Linked DNA regions of Homo sapiens: region 1 is linked to region 2. A link is an interaction called in ENCODE POLR2A ChIA-PET data of the cell type or tissue named here. Cell type or tissue: PC-9. All regions are shown on one strand. Each heading gives the region's core, and the rest is flanking DNA. Links, peaks and the distances in the headings are about the cores only.

Evidence for each region. Peaks named below come from ENCODE experiments on the same cell type or tissue, not always from the same donor. Only the 100,000 strongest peaks of a DNase experiment are listed, where the experiment ranks them.
Region 1: POLR2A ChIA-PET joins it to region 2 with 5 read pairs; 2 of 35 experiments call an interaction of 5 or more read pairs at or near these places.

What each region holds. Positions count from the first base shown.
Region 1 is chr4:187,810,965-187,817,884 of GRCh38, reverse strand. No RefSeq gene overlaps it. Among named protein-coding and RNA genes, the nearest start is that of LINC02492, 140 kb to the right of the region's middle. In PC-9, for the core only: no CTCF peak of the experiment used is centred there; a DNase peak (open chromatin) is centred at 3,054; H3K4me3 peaks cover 2,119 bases; H3K27ac peaks cover 1,359 bases.
Region 2 is chr4:187,881,714-187,888,633 of GRCh38, reverse strand. No RefSeq gene overlaps it. Among named protein-coding and RNA genes, the nearest start is that of ZFP42, 110 kb to the left of the region's middle. In PC-9, for the core only: no CTCF peak of the experiment used is centred there; no DNase peak of the experiment used is centred there.

The sequences.
Region 1 (6,920 bases), core at 991-5,990, 71 kb after region 2:
ACAATGGAGTATTATTCATCCATAAAACAGAATGAAGTTCTGTCATTTGCAGTAACATGAATAGAACTGGATGCCATTATGTTAAGTGAAATAAGCCAAGCACAGCAAGACAAATATTGAATGCTGTCACTCATATGTGGGAGCTAAAAAGATATCATGAAGATAAAAAGTAGATTGGTGATTACCAGAGGCTACCAAGGGTTGGGGGAAAGGGGAGCTAAAGAGAGGTTGATTAATGGGTACGAATATGCATTATAACAGAAGAAATAAGACCTAGTATTTGATGTATCAGTAGGATAGCTATAGTTAACATTAATCTATTGTACACTTCAAAACAGCTAGAAGATAATAACTTTAGTGTTTCTAACATAAAGATGAATATTTAAGATGATGGATATTCCAATTATCCTTATTTGATTATACGAATGTAACACATTATCGCATGTACCCCGAAAATATTTACATCTATTATATGTCAAGTTAAAAAACTACATTTCATACACATGCATACACAGATACACACAGACATGCAGACACATTTGAGTGATTATATGGTTTCAGGTAAGTTAAATGAATAGATTCTAATTTATCTATTATATGTATTTTATATTACATAAAATATATATTGTTTGTATATATATATATAGTTCTATCTATCCATATCTGTATTTACACACAAATTAGCCCAATCAGATTAGCTAAAGTGAGGCTCTTTGAATTCTAACAAATAAGCAAGGGGTTTAACCTGTTCCCTTGATCTGTTGGTCTAGAGTCTATTTACAGAGCTGTTATTACTGGTTTTTGCTTAGAGAGAATAAAGAAATAACTTTTTTATGTTTTGATGTTAAATGAATGTAGGATAAATGTATACATAGCATTCTATATATATGTATATATATATGTATATATTGCTATATGCCAGATGAACTGATGACTTTTCCACATATGGAAGAAATTCTTAAGATCATGTTTAACTAACAATTTCCCTCCGTTTCTTTCCCTAACTGCATGCCTGAATATAGGTAATATACATATAAAATATCTGTGATATATATACATTTTAATATTTAATATAAATTATTTAAATAAATTAAATCATTTATTTGTACTTTAAAAATTATTCTATTAAACATCAATAGAATATCATGCCTTTGTAAGAGGTAATATAATAGACTGTTACACTGTGACAAATATCATCTTTGTGGTAGGGCTAACAGAACAGAGCCACATCAAAAGGTAAAATAAACATGTTTAGTTAATATAATAACCTACATAATCAGAAAGCAAATTTTTTATCATGAATTATTCACACCTTTTATCTAAATATTATTTTGATACGGACATTTTGAATACTCTCTTTTGCAAGCAAGAATTGAAGACTCAGAAAGGGGTCAGAAAGGACTTAAATTAGGATCAGTGGCCCCAATTTGGTCTATTCCCAGTGGTCCGTGAAGAATAATCAGATGTGGTAAAAAGTAGAATTCAATAGAGAGCTCTGAACTCATATGTACAGAACAAGATAAGACTCCCTTTAGACCACCGTATTAGCTTATCTCTCAAGTTCTTAAATCACTTTGGTAGAACTGCTTGACGTCAATATCAAATCAAATGCATTTATGAACACTATGTTTGTTCAGCTGCTTCCAATCTATTTCTTATTATATCTTTACTAGCCCTAAGTATGCAAAATTAAAAGCTTTAAGTAATGACAGAATAAATTGTCATGCTTTTAAGATGCCTTATTTATTTGTATTTGGAAAACTTCAAACTAGATATGTTAAAATATGATTTGTTTCTTGACAAAATTCTGTATAACTAGAGGTATGGTTGAAGTAACTTGCTGTAAAATATCCCAAAACTGCATTTTAAATATATTTTCTTTAAAAATATTATTTCTGCATTATTTTTTATAATCATTCTTTTGCTTTTTAAAATATTTTGTCATGTTCTTGTCTCATATAATATGGATAGAAGACTGATTTCTTAAACACATGAAAGACAGTTAATTTAATTGCTAATACTTCTTGATAAAAATCAGTGCCCAGTTAAAGTCCATGTATACCCTGAAAATAACATCTTCATAATTTCTTTCTAGTCATAACATCTCAATTCTCTACAAGATTTTTTGGTTAATGTTTTGTACTTAACCCAACGTTAATGTTACTACCTTTGCCACTAAATGTGGGCTAAATGCTATGATCCTAAATGTACTAGAAAGCAGCTAATTGAGCCAAAATACAAATTTGAATTCCATCATAAGGACTTGAATTTTGTGTTGTTCTAATTTGTATTCAGGCTCAAAGTTTCCAAAGAGGGCAAGAAAAGTATTATATGAAAAAAGACGATTATTGAAAAGCAGACTTAAGAATGCTTCTAGACTTTTAAAGTAAGCTGATTTCCTTCCTACTCAATCGTATTAGAAATCATTTGTGTGAAATATTTCTGTATCCCAACAGTCAAGGGAAGAAGGAGGAGAAAAAAAATCATGGAAAACTAACTTAGAACATTTAGTAGGAGGAAGGTTCCTCAGAGAAAACTGTGTGTAAAGTGCGAGACAGCGCAGGAAGAAAAAAGTCACAGAGAGCTGCTCAGGGAAGACTGGAAACTTGGAGTCTGAGAAATTCTTAGCAGCGGCGAATCGGGGCAGGTCTGCGGCAACCTCAGCCCTAGCCTCCTCAGAAGAAAGAATACGACTGAGGCGCGTAAGACACAGAAACCGAGGCAAGTTTTGGAGCAGGAGTGAAAGTTCATTAAAAAGCTTCAGAGCAGGAACGAAAGGAAGCAAAGCTCACTCGCAAGAGGGCCACGCGGGTGACTTGAGGGATGAAGTGCGCGGTGTGACGTTGGCATGCTTCCGGGGTCCTGCGTCTCTTCTTCCCTGATTCTGCCCTTGGGGTGGGCTGTCTGCCTGTGCAGTTGCCTGCCCGCTCTTGGAGGTGCCACACGTGCAGTGTGTTTACCGGAGCTGTATGTATGCTCATTTGAAGCGTTCTTCCCGTACCAGTCAAATGTCCGTGCAAGGTCATCTACCAGTTAAACTCCGCCATTTTGCCTCTTAATGCGCATGCTTGAGCCCACTTGCGCAACTCCTGAGACCTTACTGGGAAGCTGATCACCAGTTTCAGGTGTTTCTATCTGCTGGGAGACTGCCTTTCCACGGCACTGGCTGTAACCAATTATTTTTTTAGAGAGACAGTTTAACAACTGCCTGACCATCATCTAATGGTAACCTGACATTTCTGTTGGGATGGAAGGGCTCTCTTGCCCTGCTCATGTAGGCCTGACTACCTACTGTAACAAAGTATTTAAAAGATATTTTGAGAAATGTATAAAGAAAAACAGCAAGAATTACTTTCTGTAGAGCAAGTTTCCTGTTTGTTTGGATGACGATGGAGGAGGACAAACATCACGCTGCAGACCTTGGCAGCATCCCAGGCCCAAGGGGGATGGTATGATGCTGCCCGCCATCACCACTCAAGACTCCCGTTATCACCAGTATTTCCTCCTTGCCTCCCAAGATATCACCATGGCAATTGTTGAATTTCTCATTACAGAAAGCCAGGCTTGCATAAATATTGTATGTGGCTATTATTGGCAGACACACTGTCAGTTTTTTGGGAAATATGGAAATTCTGTAATTTGAGGTGATTCATTATCTTTTTTCTAATTTTAATGAATATAAGTATCTCTTATTCATTAAAAATAAAACAACAAAAATATCCATCTAGCCATTATCCTTCTGATTGATCAGTCCCATTAGGCTAACGATCCAAGCAGGGCACCAGATAGCACCTTAATTCTTCTGAGAACATCATCACAGAAATTATTTGCTTCTGGAAATCATTAATTTCATTTTATGGATATGAGGATTTTTTTTTCTAGATTGAAGTAGATTAATATTCTTTTCATTCATCTCATTCAAGGAATTCTTAATAATAAAGCAGAACTAAATAGCACATATTAAACATCAATTATTGAATCTCGGAAGGAGATGGTACCAAGGCAAGTTTGCAGAGTAAGTGGAGAGTGGTTCTTTGATCTCACTGTAGGAGACACAGTCGGTATTTTGTTTTATTTGCCAGTAACTGCATAGCTGTATGTTCCATGTGGATGCTCATGACTTAGATGACCTCATGACTTAGATGACAGAATCTCTGGGGATTGACACCTGTGCCCAGGTCTCACTGTTTAGGGAGCCACCTGGTGCTCTATGATGCCACTACTTGGTGGACTTTACAGCACCCAGTCACTCACAACTAAATCCAAACTTCTTGTACTGACATTTTGATGATTAAGGAAGGAAAACTTCTAAAGATGGCTTGGTGATTGGAAAATATTTCATGTGGTTGTAAATAAAGTACACAATTTTTAAATAAGTGGTGTTCAGTTCTTCTTCAATTGTTCTTACTTACCATATGTACCATATATAAAGCAATGGCTTTTTTTCTCAAAAATTGCCTTCATAAAAGAGGGCTACCCTTGTCCTTAAGAGGCCTCTTGGGTAATACATCAGGTAAAATTACCATTTCTACACAAATTCTTTGGTTTCTGAGAACTTAGAAGAACAAAGTGCTAAACCCGAACATCTAAGTAGAATCTTCTTCAAAGAGAACAGGGCCCGGATCTCTTGATTTGTGCCTCCTCTCCTCAAACTCTTTTTACACAAGGGCTAATCTGGCCCCATGAGTATCAGGGCACATTTTTCTTATTCTATATTCCTTTTCACATAACATTTTTCTAATTTTTTTTGTATTTTCAATCAACTTAGAAGTAAAAATTATGTGCTGTGAAAAATTAAATAACATATCTAACATCATTGTTATGATGATGACAATAGTGTTGTCAATGAAGCGTGTGGAGTTTGAATGAGAGTAGAAAATAGCAACATTTCTAAAAAAATCTTTAGTTTTCTAGAGCTGTGTTATCTGGTTCAGTAGCCACTAGCCACACCAACCAATTTAAACTTAAATTAGTTAAGATTAAATTAATTTACAAATTCAGTTCCTCGGTTGTACTAGCCGTGTTTCAAGTGGGCACACATGCCCACTAGCCGTATGTGACCGGTGGCTCCCGTATTAGAGTAAATGTGGAACATTTCTGTCATCACAGAAAGTTCCCTAAACAGTGCTGTACCAGAATATGTAATTTTAAATGTCTGGGTAACTGAAATGATTAATATTGTAAATTGACATTTGACACTTTCATTTAAGGGCTTCTATTTCAAGTTGATCAAAACAGTTTGTGATAAAATGGGGAACTACCTTACATTTAAAGATCATTTTATATTTGGGTACAGATGGTAATATATTTAAAATACGTTGACTGTATTTCTCTTAAGTCAATGCCGTAAACGCTCAGTGCAGTTTCTTAATTTGGGGACACGGCTAATATTGACAATAAATTTTAAAAATAACGTATTAGAGTCACTGATTCTAAGGTACCGAATATAAGATTTTATATTTAATGAAAGCTTCACAACTTTCATAATCCCTGGTTTCATTTCATCATGACATTTACTAGCGTACGCTTCTATTTTACAGGAGATTCCAGGGGCACCAAATGACATGTTATACGACAATGTAATATAGAATAGTAAAATTTCTATTTAAGAAAGAGCAAGAATTGTATTCCCTTTAAAATATTTTTTCCCCAAACCTGATAAGCAACCTTTGTAGGATTAGAGGCTTACCAGCTGATACAGAGCACAGCTCTTAATGAAGTTTAGAGAAAAAAAATCTGTGACTGGTTTCTAAATTTAAAAATACAGACCTGCCTAGTATTCTACTTAGAAGTCCAGGAAGTTTTCTGCAAGTAAATGTCTTTGGTTATGTGGATTTTTTAAAGGAATGTTATCAACAGCCTTTCACTGCCATTAAATTTTGATTCACTATGTGTGTGAAAAGTACCATGATTCATTTTCAGGGTTCTCACTATCTCCCTCTGAATCTGAACCATTTAGCTGCATTTCTCTCCCCCACTTTCTAAATTTAGAAAGGATAAAATTTCCCCAGTGACATCTTCAGAGAGAACAGCCTTCACTACGGAAGTCATGAGCACTTCCTCCTCAGGGTGCCACTCAGAGGTGTGGAAGAAAGAAGGCTGAGGAAGCAGTAACGTTTCACGTTCTCACGCAGGCACAGTGGGGGCACCCTAAAGATGCATGTTGATTGATCTAATATTAAAGGAGCCCCAACCGTCGCGCCGTGCACTGTGTAGGCTCCACCTGCAACAGTCGACCAGCAGAAGGTTTCCATAAGCCTTTGGAATTACTGTCAAGTGAGGGAGACAATTTAATTGTCCCATGAACACAATTCAATGAAATTCATTAAATGACTTTTTAAAAATATTTATTGAAAATATTTTAAAGGACGTGCAATTCTTGCTCTTTTTTAAATAGAAACTTTACTATTCTATGCCCCATTCTTCTAGATTCTGAGATACAGCAATAAACAAGGCAGAAAGGATCCTTCCCTCACTGAACATATATGTTCTAGCAAGGACAAGCGAGCATATGCAAGAATCAAACAAATAAATAAACAAAAGGTAAAGTCTGGAGAAGGGTCATGAAAGAAATGATCTCTAGACGGATGAGAGGATGTTACAGAGGCTTCTGATTTAGTTGGAGGGTTAAGGGAAGTCTTTTGTAAGGAAGCAATCCTTGAGGTGCACTTTTTCCTTTTTTTTTTTTTTTTGAGAAGGAGTCTCACTCTTGTCACCCAGGCTGGAGTGCAATGGCGTGATCTTGGCTCACTGCAACCTCTACCTCCTGGGTTCAAGCGATTCTCCTGCCTCAGCCTCCTGAGTAGCTGAGATTACGTGCATCCACCACCATATCCAGCTTTTTTTTTTTTTTTTTGTATTTTTAGTAGAGACAGGGTTTCTCCATAGTGGCCAGGCTGGTCTTGAACTCCTGACCTCAG
Region 2 (6,920 bases), core at 930-5,929:
ATGTATGGTAGGAACAAAAATAGACTATTGCATACATTATTTCCTTTCTGCCCCCAAGATAAGTTTTAAAATGACCTTTTAAAACACTCTTGAAATTATTTTACACTGTCTATCAACTTTTGAAAACCAGATCAGTGACTTACATCTGTACCCATTGTCTTTAGCACAAAGCACAGTGCCTTGCTCAAAAATTGTCAATGGTGGTAGTGTGAATGAATAAATGAGTGGATGGATGAATAAATCCATGTCTCTTGATCCAAAAAAAGGAGTGGCGAAAAGCCTATGAACAAATGAGATGGTAGTAGTTTTTCTAGGGTCAACTACTTCAATAAGCATGATATGAGCAGCTGGTCATTGATTTTTATCACTGCATGTCCTAGATTAATATTTCCTAATTACAGATCCGTGGTTTCCACTCAGTGAATTTCTGTTTTAACTTTCCTTGCCCTCATTGTGCAGGAAAAGTCTCCAATGACATCCAGCTGCTCTTTGCCTAGAATTTTAGTGCAGAAACAAATTAGATGCTTAAAATGGATTAGAATGTTTCACCATACATTGGCCTGGGATGAATATCCTGCTAGGAGCAGATGGCTCTAATTAGAACGTGCTCCTGTGGCAGGGAATTTGATTAGAGCTGAGAAAGTTATAAATTCTTCATGGGAAGAAACTGTCTCATAAAATTAAAGATTACCTGTATTTCATGGATATTTTCTCTGCCTCTTCTCCCACAGTGTTGCTAATGCTAAACACTATGATACAAAGGTGCATTAGTAAGCATGTAAAAATTAAGTTGGTTAACAGAAAATAAATTATAGCTATTGTAAAATCTTAAATTCAAAAATTAAGACAAAGGTTAAAGACAGTGCTGAAATGCAGCATTTGTATTTTGCAGTTGGTTTGCATATAATCCTTTTGTGACACACACATATATAAAAGCACCTCCTTTTTCTATTTATTCTTAAAAAATATGTGGATGGAAATGCAAATCAAAGCCACAAGACATCATCTCATATCTGTCAGGATGGCTATTCACAAAAAAACAAAAAACAACAAGTGTTGGTGGGGATACGGAGAAAGGGGCACTCTTGTACACTGGTGGAAATGTAAATTAGTACATTAACTATTGAAAACAATATGGAGGTTCCTAAAAAATTTAATATAGAACTACCATATGATCCAGCCATCCCACTTTTGAGTATAAACCTCCCAAAATTGAAATCAGGATCTTGAAGATATATCTGCACTCTCACGTTGATTGTAGCATTATTTACAGTAGCAAAGACATAGAAACAATCTAAATGTCCATGAAAAGATGAAATAAAGAAAATGTAGTATATATAAAAAACAGGAGTATTTGTATACACCAATAAGATTCAAGCTGAGAGTCAAATCAAGAATGCAGTCCCATTTACAATAGCTACAAAAAAAAACTTGGGAATACCTCTAACTAAGGAAGTGAAAGATTTCTACAAGGAGAACTACAAAACACTACTAAAGAAATCATAGATGACACAAACAAATGCAAAAACATTCCATGCTCATGGATTGGCAGAATTAATATCATTAAAATGGCCTACTGCCTAAAGCAGTCTACAGATTCAGCACTACTCCTATCAAACTACCAATGCCATCCTTCACAGAATTAGAAAAAAACTATTCTAAAACTCATATGGAACCAAAAAATAGCCAAAATAGCCAAAATAACCCTAAGCAAAAAGAGTAAAGCTGGAGGCATCACATTATCTGATTTCAAACTATACTATAAGGCTACAGTAATCAAAACAGGATAGTACTGATACAAAAAACAGATACATAGACCAATTGTAATAGTATAGAGGGCCCAGAAATAAAGCTGCACAACGACAACCATCTGACCATTGACAAAGTTGACTAAAATAAGCAATGGGGAAAGGACTTCCTATTCAGTAAATGGTGCTGGGATAACTGGCTAACCAAATGCAGAAGATTAAACCCGGACTCCTACTTTTCAGCGTATGCAAAAATTAACTCAAGATGGAGCAAGAATTTAAATGTAAGACCTCAAGCTTTTAAAAAATCTAGAAGAAAACCTAGGAAACACCATTTTGGACACCAGCCTTGGCAAGGAATTTATGGCTAAGATCCCAAAAACAACTACAACAAAAACAAAAATTGGTAAGTGGGACCTAACTAAAGAGCTTCTGCACAGCAAAAGAAATTATCAACAGAGCTAACATACACCCTACAAAATGGGGGAAAATATTCACAAACTGTATCCAATAAAGATCTAATATCCAGAATCCATAAGGAACTTAAACAAGTGAACAAGCAAAAAACAACCCCATTAAAAAGTGGGCAAAGAACATGAACAGACACTTCCCAAAAGAAGACATACAAATGGCCAACAAACATGAAAAACTGCTCAACATTACTTATCGTCAGAGAAATACAAACCAAAACCACAATGAGACACCATCTCACACCAGTCAGAATGGCTATTACTAAAAAGTCAAAAAATAGCAGATGCTGGTGAGGCTGTGGAGAAAAGGGAACATTTATATGCTCTTGGTGGGAATGTAAATTAGTTCAGCCACTGTGGAAAGCAGTTTGGATGTTTCTCAAATAACATAAAACATGGCTACCATTCAACCTAGCAATCCCATTACTGGGTGTACAGCGAAAGGAAAATACATCATTCTACTATAAAGACACATGCCAGGTATGTTCTTTGCAGCACTATTCACAATAGCAAAGACATGGAATCAACGTAGGTGCCCATGCACAGTGGATTGGACAAAGAAAATGTGGTGCCTACACACCATAGAGCACTACACAGCCATAAAAAAGAATGAAATCATGTCTTTTGCAGCAACATGGATGCATCTGGGTGCCATTATCCTAAGTGAACAAATGCAGGAACAGAAAACCAAATACCACATGTTCTCTCTTATAAGTAGGCGCTAAACACTGGACACTTGTGAACATAAAGATGACAAACACAGACACTGGGGACTCCAGAAAAAGAAAGGGAGGAAGGGGAGTGAGGGCTGAAAAACTAGCAGTTACTATGCTCATGGATCATTAATACCGCAGACCTCAGCATCAGGCAATATACCAGTGTAACAAACCTGAACATTTACCCCCTGAGTCTAAAATAAAAGTTGAAATTAAAAAGAAAAAAAAGGCTGGGTGTGGTGGCTCATGCCTGTAATCCCAGCACTTTGGGAGGCCGAGGCGGGTGGATCACCTGAGGTCGGGAGTTTGAGACCAGCCTGACCAACATGGAGAAATCACATCTCTACTAAAAATACAAAAATTAGCCGGGCGTGGTGGTGCAGACCTGTAAAAAAAAATCCCAGCTACTCAGGAGGCTGAGGCAGGAGAATCGCTTGAACCAGGAGGTGGAGATTGCGGTGAGCCAAGATCGCACCATTGCACTCCAGCCTGGGCAACAAGAGTGAAAGTCTGTCTCAAAAAAAAAAAAAAAAAAAAAGAGAGATCCTGCCATTTGTTGTAACATAGATGAACTTGGAGGACACTAAAGGAAATAAGCTAGGCACAAAATGACAAATAGTACATGATCCCATTTATGTCACGAGTCTAAAATAGTCAAATTCATAGAAACAGAGAGTCGAATGGTGGGTACCATGGCTGGGGGGAGTGGGCAGCAGATAGATGTCAATCTAAGCGTCCCTAGGGTGACTGACGCAGGATGAATAAGTGTGGAGATCGGCACAGCATAGAGCATATAGTTAACAAAACCATATTATATATGTAAACATTTATGAAGAGGGTAGACTTTATGTTAGATGTTCTTATTATATACACAAAAAGAGAGGGAGGCAGGAACCTGGGCCAGTGACGGGTAACGTTACGGCAGTGCTTCTGTTGATGATTTCAGATATGTACTTATCTCCAAACTCATCAGGATGTATACATTAAATATATACTGCTTTTTCATATATCAATCATACTTCCATTAAAAAACAGAAAAAAGAAGGAAAAAAAGTATGTGGATGGAAATGTGACAATAATAGTAGTAGTGGTAATTGGAGCACTTAGTGATAGTATTTTGAATATGTCCCAACTTACAGATATTCTGTTTATGCTGGTTCCTGTATAGCTCTGATACTTCCTTCTGCCTCAATTGTACATCTCATTTCCCCCAACTCCAGCTTTTTCTATGTAAATCGAGGAATTCAAGAGTGAAGGAAATTCTCTAGAATCCCAATACCCTAGCTTCCCCTGCAATTGAAGAGATTATATGTGAAGGAAGTGTCTCTCTTACTTAAATGCATACCCAGGACATTTAAAGCAGATCAGGAAAGCCTTTAAGAACACTGGCACTTCAAGAATTTGAAGAGGAAAAAAAAACAACTAAAACCTACAGCTTCTCTGTGGAATTGGAGAATCCTGCTTTTCATCAAAGACTGAAGAGAATGTGACACCTTTCAGAAGCCTATAAATAGTGAATATGCATTGAGCAGGATGAAAGACGTTCCATACATGACAGTGCACCCCCCAAAATGATCGACTGACCTCTAGTTCCAAATTATGGAGTCTCAGCTCTTCACAGCTAACCCAGTGGTGAGGTGTGGGGGTGCAGTCAAGGGCTGGGTGGCGGAGGAAGGTGTTCCTGACTGCCTGTGCCGGGCCTCCGCTTACCTGTGTCCTGTCAACTGCTACCCCTGGCATCTGGGAGGCACCAGCTTCTTTCATTGCTTGTTGTTCTCCTATCGCCAGAATTAGTCCTAGGGCAGACATTCTCAATGGAGGATTTTGCCCTTCGGGGGACATTTGGCAATATCTGCAGACATTTTTGTCACATGGGTTGTGTGTGTGTGCGTGCACGCTTGTGTGCACACATATGCACGTGTGCTACTAGCATCTAGTGGTAGAGGCCAGGGATGCTACTCAATATCCTACAATGCACAGGGTAGCCCTTAACAGCAAATAATTATCCAGCTCATAACATCAATAGTACCAAAGGTTGGAAAAAACCTTCTCTAGGTAGAAACAGCAAAGAATAATCATTTTATCTCTTTGTGGAAATCCTCTCTTCTCCCAAGAGCAACCCTAGTGTTTGCTGCAAGTTAAGTTCTTTGGGGAACAGACTCTGAGATGAAAATTTTTAAGCAGGGTGTTTATTAGGAAATAATTTTAGGATTAACACCTGTAGGAGGGAGGAGATGAAAGCAAGACTGGCCCACAGTTGAGCTGAAATGAAGATCCAGTGAAGGACTTAGCCTAATCTACAGAGAGCTCTGGAGCCAGAATGACCTTTCAGAGTTGCCCCACAGAGTAAGTATGTTGGTTAGTCAGTAGCTGTGGGCTTGGGTGAAGCAGTATTCTTTAGCTGAAGCAATCCTCAAAGAGGACTGACAGCTGAGAGCCCTGTTCTATCAGTACTCCCAGCTACCAGAGAGATAGTGCCTCCTGGCAAGTAGGATCCAGCTGGGGCACCCCACTGCCCTCCGCATTTCCTGCAGACCCCCTTGGTGAGGCTTTTGCAGCTGATGCTGCAGCCATAGAGAGGTCATCTTTATTCAGATCAGATACTGATTCTAACGTTCAGCTTTGTGATGCTTTAAGACCTTCAAGGTATTTCAAGTGCTACTATACTTTGAATTAATGTATCCACATACAAAAATGCAACATTTTTTATTTTAGGGGTACAGATATGCCCAAATTAAACTGGTAGATTACTAAGAAATAGGAAGATACAAGGCAAAGAAAATGAAAATGTATTTATTATCTATGATATATTTAACTGTGGTAAATATTTCAAAAAATGAGTTTTGCAGTTTATTTCTAATATCATTTAATAAATACTAACATCACATAAGATATTAGACATTTAGATCTTTAATGAAATTACATATGATATTAAAGATTTCAACTCTGTCTCCTAAAGCGGGTATTGTCTATTCATAATAAAACTTTGAGTATTACTATGTTACTCATATAAATTTACTAAAAATATGTTGACACTGAATCTATCTCAATGAGTAGAAAAGTAAGAAATACGTTGTTTTGTTCCCTGCCCTGTGTCCAAGTGTTTTCATTGTTCAGTTCCCACCTATGAGAACATGTGGTGTTTGGTTTTCTGTCCTTGCGATAGTCTGCTTAGAATGATGGTTTCCAGCTTCGTCCATGTCCCTACAAAGGACATGAACTCATCTTTTTTATGGCTGCACAGTATTCCATGGTGTATATGTGACATTTGGGTTGATTCCAAGTCTTTGCTATTGTGAATAGTGCCGCAATAAACATACGTGTGCACATTGGGGCCTGTTGTGGGGTGGCGGGAGTGGGGAGGGATGGATGGCATTAAGAGAAATACCTATTGCAAATGACAAGTTAATGGGTGTAGCAAACCAACATGGCACATGTATACATATGTAACAAACCTGCACGTTGTGCACCTGTACCCTAGAACTTAAAGTATTAAAAAAAAAAAAAAGAAATACATTGTTTTTGGTATACAGACATTTACAACCCATCAGGATCATGAAAGGAGAATATAAAAAGTAGTATGTATGACATACCCCACGACCAGTATGAGTATTGTTTGGGGGTTTAGAGAGGGGACTCACTGTGTTGGGTTAGGGTGATCAGAGAAAACTCCAAGGAGGAAGTATCCAGTGAAATGGACCTCAAGTGTAGATGGGCTTTTGACATGTAAAAATGGATGACACAGGAGGTTATCTGAGGCACAGGAAAGAGCAAAAACATGATTTAAACAGAGATGTACTTTTTGGAATAATGTTCTTTAGAGAATCGCCTTTTCTTCTACTTGACCTGTCTGTTAAAAAATAGAAACCTCCAGAATAAGTAGTTTGACAGTTTTAAATATTTAGTATAAAAACATACTTTCTTTGAAAGCCTATTTTCTCCATCATTATAGATTTGTGCTTCAATAAGTAGTTGTATTTTCTTAA